2 separate regions of the Homo sapiens genome follow, and region 2 is linked to region 1. Evidence: read pairs that join two places in POLR2A ChIA-PET (ENCODE). Cell type or tissue: MCF 10A. All regions are shown on one strand. Links, peaks and the distances in the headings refer to the core of each region. The heading gives the core; the rest is flanking DNA. Region 1 holds the start of RAB7B (RAB7B, member RAS oncogene family). Region 2 overlaps SLC26A9-AS1 (SLC26A9 and RAB7B antisense RNA 1).

Region 1 (4,389 bases), core at 1-4,000:
ATGGGACATGTTACCCTGCAGGCCCCCTGACCCATAGCTCCCATCCTCATCACCATGGGCCACGGTTCCTATAAATGAAATTCTTGAAGGGCCCAAATCCAGTCAGCTCTGGAGCCTAGCTTTTCCATTCCACTCCACCCCCTCCACCCACACAGCTGAGGTCACCCGGCCCAGCCTCTTTTGCAACTTTCCCAAGTCTGTGCACGAGAGGGAGAGGAGGAAAACTCAGAGGGAAGTGGCGTGGCTTCAACAGACTTTCTTTTGCCTGTCTTTGTCCCAGAGCCTCTTCCCTGGCCCTGCTGAGACCACTGCTCTAAGAAGAGACCACCAGACTGAGAGAGGACTCCCAGCTGCCCTCAGAGCGGAGGCCGAGTGCTGCACAGCCACAGCTGTAAGTGCCCCGGGAGCTTGTCTCAGTGCTTCTGTCTGCCCCTGCAGCCCTGGGAGTTATTTGGGTATTTGGGTGGAGGAGTGGAGGCAGGGAATGCAAGGATGAGATTTCCAATCTGGCAGCTGCAGAGTTTAAATCCAGCCCTAAGACCCCACCCTGGAGAAGCTCCCAGGGTGTGGCAGCAAGAAAAGACTTCCCTGCCTGTGCGAAGAGCTGAGGCCCAGCTCGGAGACCCACAAAGGCCATCAGTCCCAGGACGCAGCTGCTGGCCCAGTCAGGAGAGGATGGCGCTGCTGCCTCAAACCTGCAGGACCTGCCAGAAACTAGAGCCCTGCATGAGGGCAAAACCCTGCTGGCACCCAGAGTCCCCTTGTGACATTGACAGAGTGCCTTCTGGGATGGAATTGTGTTGGCCTAAGGGTCTCATCAGGGGAAGCTTGGCCCCTGGAGTAGGAAATTATCACTCCTGTTCTAAATCATAAATATTTCTCCTTGCCCAGTGCTGCAATGCCAGGGGAGCCAATGAATAGAGTCGGACGGATCTGGGTTCTATACCCAGTTCTTGACCCAGGTATCCATTGGGCTTCAGTGGCATTTTGTAAACTGCAAGTGCTCTATAATTGCTAGGTATTATGTATTAATACAAATAATTTCTTTGGGCTTACAGATCAATCTCCCACCACAAAGGTCCCACGGAGATAGTAACTTGTCTGTATCTTTAGACCTACACAGTGCTGGGGCTTAGTAAGCATGCACTGCCTGTGCCAGACAGATGAACAGATGGATGGATGAGTGGATGGATGGCTGTTCATGGAAACCTCTAGAATCCCAGCATTGGTCAGGCTCTTTAGTGGGATACAGAGAGGTGTGAGGCACAGCCCTGCCCTTCAGGCATGGACAGTCTACTCAAGGAGACAAGATCCTCAAATAACCTAAAGAACAAGAGCGCCAAGCCTCCTGAAACCAGGGCTGTAGGTACACTTCCCAGAGGGAGCAGGTCTAGACCTGCTAGGGTTGAGGTGGGTAAGGCGGAATTGTGAACATTACTGGGAGGCAACAAAGCCTTGTGCTCTCTACATAGCCTCTTTTCACAGACAAATTTTGCTTCCAAGATTGTAGGTCCCATTATTTTTTAGGGTGGATATATTTGTCCTTTTCCAAGGTATGGGATCAGGAGGGGAGGTGCTGAAAGTGGACAAGAGCCTGGAAAGATAGTATGATGGGGGCGGGAGACTCTGTCTGCTTCAGAATCCTTACCTGCCCCTGCTCACTCGTCTCCTGTCAGCAGAAGTGATACCCCACCCAATGCAGATGCGACAGAAGATTGTACCTGGTTTCAGGTTGGAGCCAGCGGGGTAAGGAGAGAAAGGAAGTGAGAAATGAGAGGGAAGGGGGTTCCAGCGTTCTTGGAGGGCTGGTGCCAGGCACTGGGGCTTGGCAACAGCTCAGTCCTTCTTACTCCACAGGGGCTGAGCTACACTGTAGCTTTGGCAAATGGGCAGGACCAGGACTCCAGGCTTAGAAGTGCTGCCAGACAAGAAGGGGAAAGAGCTGGGGACCTCCAGTGGGGAGTCAGTCACCGCAAGTTCTGCTCTGTGTGGACCGGGGCTGGCTGAAGGCAGAGTCCTGCATTTCAATCCTGCTTTTCACTGTTACTTAACAGTAGAGGATGACTCAGCCTAGCCTCTAGGAGGATTCCTTGGTTTGAAGCATCTGAGTCAGCTGAGTGGGTGGAATGAGGCTTAGTGACAACACTACACTTTTTACAGATAAAGGATAAAATGGAAATATTATGAACAACTTATTCCTATACATTTCACAGCTGAGATGAAATAGAAAAATTCCTTAATGATACACATTACCAAAGTTATCTCAAAAAGAAATAGATAAGCTGTATAGTCCTACGCTTCTTTAAAAATTGAATTCATAGTTAAAAAGTTTCTAATAAAAAACTTCAATTCTAAAAAAAAAAAAAGACGGCTACTGCCAAAGCCCAGCAGAGATGACATGGAAAGGGACTCCAACCACTGTATGAGATCTGCGTGTGCCTCCTAGGTGAGCCAGGCTGCGTCACCCCACAAACCGCCCCCACTTCCCACGGACCTGGTCCCAGTCACTCTTTGTTGCTCCTAGTGAGGCTGGGCCCAAGGACTGGGCTCTTATAAAATAGCAGCCTCAGCAAACTCCTGCCCTTCTAGGATAGGGTAGGGGAACCTGCAGTAGCAGCACACCCTGAGTGAGCATCTAGGGGAAAGGAACCAGGGAGGGGGTGGAATGTGGGAGCCCAAAGTTAAGGCCGAGGTAACTTACCAGGATCTTGAGCACTTTTTGTGTGGCCCTCAGGAGAAATACTCCTAGGAGCGGGAGGCAGCTCCATGGGGCAGGTCTGGCTCTACCTTTCATGGATGTGGAAGAGATGACTCAAGCACAGGGTGGTGCTTGGCATAAATGACCTTTGAAGTCCTTGCAGGAGTGTGCTGGAGCAGGCTCCACGCTGGTAGCTTGAAGTCAGCCATGGTGGAAGTGTTTACACCATAGGAAGTGGCAAGCATGACCAACCAGGGCCCTGGCCTCTAGACTCACCCCCTCTCCCAGCTGGTAAACAATTATCTGGATCCTTCCCAACTTGGGGACCAGTGCTGTGTTATAAGATCATGACACATGTCACCTGCAGAGGAAGCCACAGCCACGAGTGATGTCCATTTTACCCATGAGGGAACAGACGCCCCAAGGTTCAGTAACCCATCCAAGGCCACAAATGTGTGGAGCCAGGATGAGAATTCTGAGTCCCAAACTCATGATCACTCCATGGCACCAGACATCCTCACTCTCTTGCTCACAGAAGTAATTTGTCCTATCTGAAAATCACGCTCAAATTGCTTTGGGCTGCCATCCACACATCTTTTTAAAGAAATGTTAAGTGATTATTTGATATTCTTAAATTACAAAACAACTTAGGCTTGTGTAACAAATTTTAAAACAAAACATATATAACATAAAATGATAGCTCTTAGCCTCTAATCTACCTTTCCCATCCCTCTTATGAATCATTTAGTGTATATCTCCCCTTAGCTTTCTTATCACACTATATAAAACGTTCAGTGATTTTCTTTTTTCTTACTTAAAGCCATCACGTGTAGCTTCCCACTTCATTATTTCATCTTTTTAAAACTGCCCTTGGCCAGGCGTGGTGGCTCACACCTGTAATGCCAACATTTTGAGAGGCCTAGGTGGGAGGATCACTTGAAGCCAGGAGTTTGATACCAACTGGGGCTACAAAGCATGATCCTGTCTCTACAAAAAATGAAAAATAAAAAATCTGCCTGGCATGGTGGCATACACCTGTAGTCCCAGCTACCTGGGAGGTTGAGGGGGGAGGATCACTTCAGCCCAGGAATTTGAGGTGGCAGGGAGCTATGATCATGCCACTGCACTCCAGCCTGGGCAAAAGAATGAGGCCCTGTCTCTAAATAGACAGATAAATAAATAAATAATAAAACAGCTAATTGTTCCAGAGTATTAATGGATCAGAATTGATGTAGAGAGTGTCATATTGATGGACAGTTAGATTACCCCAATGCTTTAGTAATCATCTGTACAAATATGTGTTTGAGCATATGCATGAGTATTTCTGTAGGACAGATTCCTAGAATGAGAACCTAGGCTGTGTGCATATTACGTTTTGATATTGTCCAATTACCTTCCAAAAAGACTGTGCTAATTCATACTCTATCAACAATATATAAGAGTGTTTCCCTAACACACTTGCCAACCCTAAATATTGTTGTCAATCTTTTTAAAATTTTGCCACTCTACTGGGTGAAAATAAATGGTATTTTGAAATGTTAATTTCCTTGATAGTTAGTAAGGTTGAGTATCTTTTCAAAGCTTACTAATTCTTTATAAGATTTCAATTGGTAACTTGTTCACGTTCTTTGCCCATTTTTGATAGGTGTGTTGCCTTTTATTATCTGTATGAGTGCCTTACACATTGTGCA
Region 2 (4,389 bases), core at 97-4,096, 51 kb after region 1:
CAATGTTCACAACTTCCTGAGTGTAAGTCACAAACCATCATTTTTCAGCCTGGCAGTGTATAGAAATAAGAGCACAAGGCTAGAAGTCAGGAACCCTGAGAGCTAACCCAAGCTTGGGCATATCCTAGGTGGGGGTAACGGATCCTCAGTCTCCACATATGCAAAATGGGGATAAATAGCTTCAGATAATGCATACTAAAGCACTCTATAAACTCTAAGTGCCCTACAAATGCAAGGAACTATTAAAGCACTATTTTTTCTTAACCTCGATTAGTAGCACAACTTCATCTATCACCTGCTTACTATAAGAGACAATAAGAGGGGCCTGGAAGTTACTAAACCCACAGGGTTCTTTCCTGATCCAAAAGACCTCCAATGCTTGCTTTCTCTTCTCACTCTAAGCAGGAGACAGAGGTGAGCCAAGCAGGAAGACTATGCCCTCATCCAATGAGGCTTAACTTATGCTGGGGCATTAATTACCAAGCTTCCATTGTTAAAGATGCACAGGGCTAGGTGACCTGGAAGACCCTATACTAGAATCCAGAGTCTGGGTAGGTCTGATGAGCTAGTGAATCAAAGGTCCTCCAGACCTCTATTTACAGGAAAGGAAGAGTCCCTGTGATCAAATCCCTTGGTGCAGAGAAGAACTCAGGAAATGGGCTTCTATGACCTCTTTCCCCAGCTAGGCCCTTGGGTTCCATCCAGCCCTTAGAGAGGGGGTTGGGGGGACGGTGCAGGACTACAGCAGAAGCAGAAAGAGCTGTTCTCACCAGGGACTTAATGAGACTCAGGACCCATGTGTGTGTTAAAGACTAATGTCCCATTATAAAGAGAACCTCAATACAGTAGATTACAGAATATAGGAGTTTTTCTCTTCTTGGGACACTAGTGAGTCTCAAAGTGAGCAGTCCTGGCTGCTGGCATTCTCAGCTTCCTGAGGTCATTCACAGGCCCAGGTTCCTTCCCCCTGTTGCTTTCCCACTTGCCAGGCCATTGTTATCATGCATAGTGAAATCTGGGTCCCCACCACATCTAGGCTCCAGCTGGCAGGAAGAGGAGAGGGCATGCAGGAAGCATGCCCAACAACTCAAGACCCAGACCTGTAAGTGGCCGGCCTCATTCTCCATTCCACAGTCCAGTGAAGACTCAGCCACATGGCCACACCTCATTACAAGGAAGGCTGGAAAGTAGAGTCCCACTTGGCCACCACGTGTCCTACCACAATGCAGTCTCTGACGGTGGATAGCTAGCAGTCTGCACCATAGCACCATCAGGGTTGGGACAACACAGTGTGACACAGATTGGAGAGATGCCACGACCCACACTTCTGCATGGTACATGATGTGGCAGCTGGTCATAGTGTGCCCTGAGATGCTGGGCCCTCAAGGGTTGGAGCTCCGGCACATGGCACCAGAGCAGGAGAGCAGAATTCTCAGGAGGGACCCTGTCTTCATGACCCATGGGCAAGAGACAGTAAGAACAAGTCTGGAGCAGAAGAGTCTACCCAGAGACACCCCAGAGACTCCCAAGCATAACCACGGCAAACTATAGCTGAGGAAGGACACGAGCTCTGAGTCAGAGGGAGGGGACACAAGCCAGCAAAATGTGGGTAAGTCGCAATCACATGAGCTCACCAGCTGGTGGGGTGTGGCTGCAACTGAAGCACATCTTTGGAACCCTTGGATCTCCAAAGAGCATAACTACAACCACAATAAATTATGGTTATTCTAATTGCCCAGGGGCAGGACTCAGGATGGGACGTTCAGTCAACAGGTAAGCACTCTTGTTAAAATGCTTAGTATGTTTTGGTCCGCAAAGGAGACAAAACAAGCAAACATCCCAAATCTTATGCTCCAGGAATGAAGCCTCCCATTAGAGCCAAATCCCTGACAACATGTGGTCAAGTATCTAACTGCAGTTACCACCTGAGAGTGCTGTGGGAGTGTGGGTACAACCAGAGCACACGGCAGTCATCAGGGAGATGTGGCTTTAGCTGAAGTGCTGAAGCCGAGGCAAGAAGGGAGAGCATTCCATCCAAGCTGGATGGGGAGAGGGCATAGAGAAAGGGCAGTGTTAGTGGGCTGGGCCCTCTGGGGCTGAGAAGTGTTAGACCTTGAGCTAAGTGCTTTTCATGCATTACTTTGTTTAATATTCCCAAAGTCACTCTGAGGTAGGTGCTGCTGGTACCCACATCTTGCAGATGAGGAGGCCAAGAGCTCAGGGAAGTTTATTAACTCACCCATAATCACACAGCTTGTTTCTGGGGGGGACAGAGCCAATCTCAGGACACTCCGGTTGCACACAGAGCCTGCACTCAGTCTCCTTGCCAGGGCCAGTGGGGGTGTCAGAACTTCTCAGGCAAACTTGCTCCTGCCCTTGGCAAACAGCCCCAGATGGTCACATCCCAGGCTGGCGAGTCCCTGCTGCCTCTGAGCTCCCTGCTCGGTGGAACAGCTCAAGTCCTGCCCGCAAGCTTGGCGTCCTGCCTGCCCCCGAAGATGTCTTCAGCAGGAATCACAGCCAATGAATGTACCAGCAGGACAAGACAAGCTAAATGCTCAAGAGGCTCCCAGGGAACAATGCGGCCCTCTGAGCAGGCCAGGCCAGAGCACAGTCCTGGAGGGCTGACAGGAATTAGCCCCAGCTGACCAAGAACCCACTCACTCGGTGACCTGTTTCCTGTACTCTGGGGGTGAAGGTACTTCTTGAGGGTTGGACCCCAGCGCCACTCAGCCAGCCTTTGTCACACCTACCTAGGGCCTGCCTGCTGTGCCGGGAGACCCAGAGAAATGGCCCCAGCTGAGGTCCCAGCAGGCCAGTCCCTGTTTTCCTCCTCTACCCTCACACTGGGCCCACTTTGCTCAGGGAATCCCATGCACAGTTCACACTTGACTCCAATCCCAGTTGGAGAGTGGAGTTTAGGCTGGTCAGGGCACCTGAGTGTGTCCCAGACTAAAGCCCTGGCTTGGTTCCAGTCTCCTTCCTAGGGTGGACATGCCCCTTCTCTAGGGCTGCAAGCCTATCCTTGACCCTGCTACCAGCTCCGCCTTAGCCCTCAGTGATCAGTTCTGGCAAGGTTGCTGGAAAGGGGGAGGGTAGAATCAGGGAACTAAGTACCCTGACCTTGGCAGGTAAAAAAACCCCACAGCAATAGGAGGTTTACTTTGCAGAGGGGTGCTGATAAATTTCTGGACTTGTCCCCCAAACTCTCATGGTAGACACATGCCCCTCCACACTCCCTTCCCTCCAATGTGAACTGGAGCAGCCCCTGCTACAAGACTCTGTTCTTGCAAAAGCTGCCTACACCTGTGGGTCTGGCTCTAGAGAGTCTGGTTTATTCCTTAGGCAGGAAAGCTCCAGGTAACTAGAAGGTGAGAGGGCTCAGCTGCATCCACGGCTAGGCAAAGGTCCACTGGTCACCAGGGAGCATGTGGAGGTGAGGAGGGAGGAAGAGGAAAGGTGTACTACATACACAGGTCCCCCTCTCTTTTAGAAAAGCATTCTCACTCTTGTTCAAAATTCACACTGCAGACACACATACACACATTCACTCACACCCTTTCCACTTGGCACCTTCCAAAAGGAGAAAAGGCAGAGGGGGCTGGGGCTCCAGGGCTCAGGTGCAGGTACTGCCACCATGGTTTTGCTCTGCTGGAGAAGCTTGGGTGGGGAGCCTTCTGGAACCCATTCTGCCACTTGGCTGCATCTCTGGGAGATTGTGAGGCAAGACCTGCAAACAGGAGCTCTGCACTCCTGGCTCCCTGGGACAAGGGAGCAAGGGCCATTCATTGTGCAGTTGAGAAGGGCCTCGCCTAGCTGGGGTATGGCTGAAGGGCTGATTACACTGCACTGTCAGAGAGATGATGGAGATAAGCAGATGGCCATGCCACTAGTGGTCATTCCTGGGCCCTGTCTTTGTGCCGGAAGGAAAGGAATTCACCTTACAACCGCACCTCCTTTTTTGCCACTCAGCCCCCTTCACAGATGAATAAATTGAGCCTGGGAGTTTAATACTTTGCCCCAGGTCTCATGACTAGCAAACCCCAGAGCTAAGATCTGAGGCTAAAGTTTTCTTTCTTCCAGTACATTCTGATGTCTCACAAGTGCTTGTGATACAGTCCCGGGCCTCAAGGAACCACTGGGAGACAAAACTAACCTAGAAGACCTAGAATACCTCACTTTCCGCCGGCAGTGTGGTTCAGACTGCACAGCTGTTGGCACTCAGAAAACAGAGGTCTGTGTGGTCAGGAGTCACCAGGGAGGAAGAGTCAGGTGGATTGGATCAGGTGGTGGGTATTAGGCACCTTCCAGTCTCAGACTCTTTCCTGGAGAATGTGGAATAGGAAGAGGGAGATGGGAAGGTATCATTTTCCTATGACTTTACTGCAG

The links. Peaks named below come from ENCODE experiments on the same cell type or tissue, not always from the same donor. Only the 100,000 strongest peaks of a DNase experiment are listed, where the experiment ranks them.
Region 2: POLR2A ChIA-PET joins it to region 1 with 7 read pairs; 1 of 35 experiments calls an interaction of 5 or more read pairs at or near these places.

What each region holds. Positions count from the first base shown.
Region 1 is chr1:205,999,255-206,003,643 of GRCh38, reverse strand. It overlaps RAB7B (RAB7B, member RAS oncogene family), which reads left to right and starts at 249. Exons shown (of 6, transcript NM_001164522.3): 1 at 249-391. In MCF 10A, for the core only: no CTCF peak of the experiment used is centred there; DNase peaks (open chromatin) are centred at 173, 1,343, 2,053 and 2,823.
Region 2 is chr1:205,948,565-205,952,953 of GRCh38, reverse strand. All of the region lies in intron 2 of SLC26A9-AS1 (SLC26A9 and RAB7B antisense RNA 1), which reads right to left. Among named protein-coding and RNA genes, the nearest start is that of SLC26A9, 7.3 kb to the right of the region's middle. In MCF 10A, for the core only: no CTCF peak of the experiment used is centred there; DNase peaks (open chromatin) are centred at 1,593 and 2,453.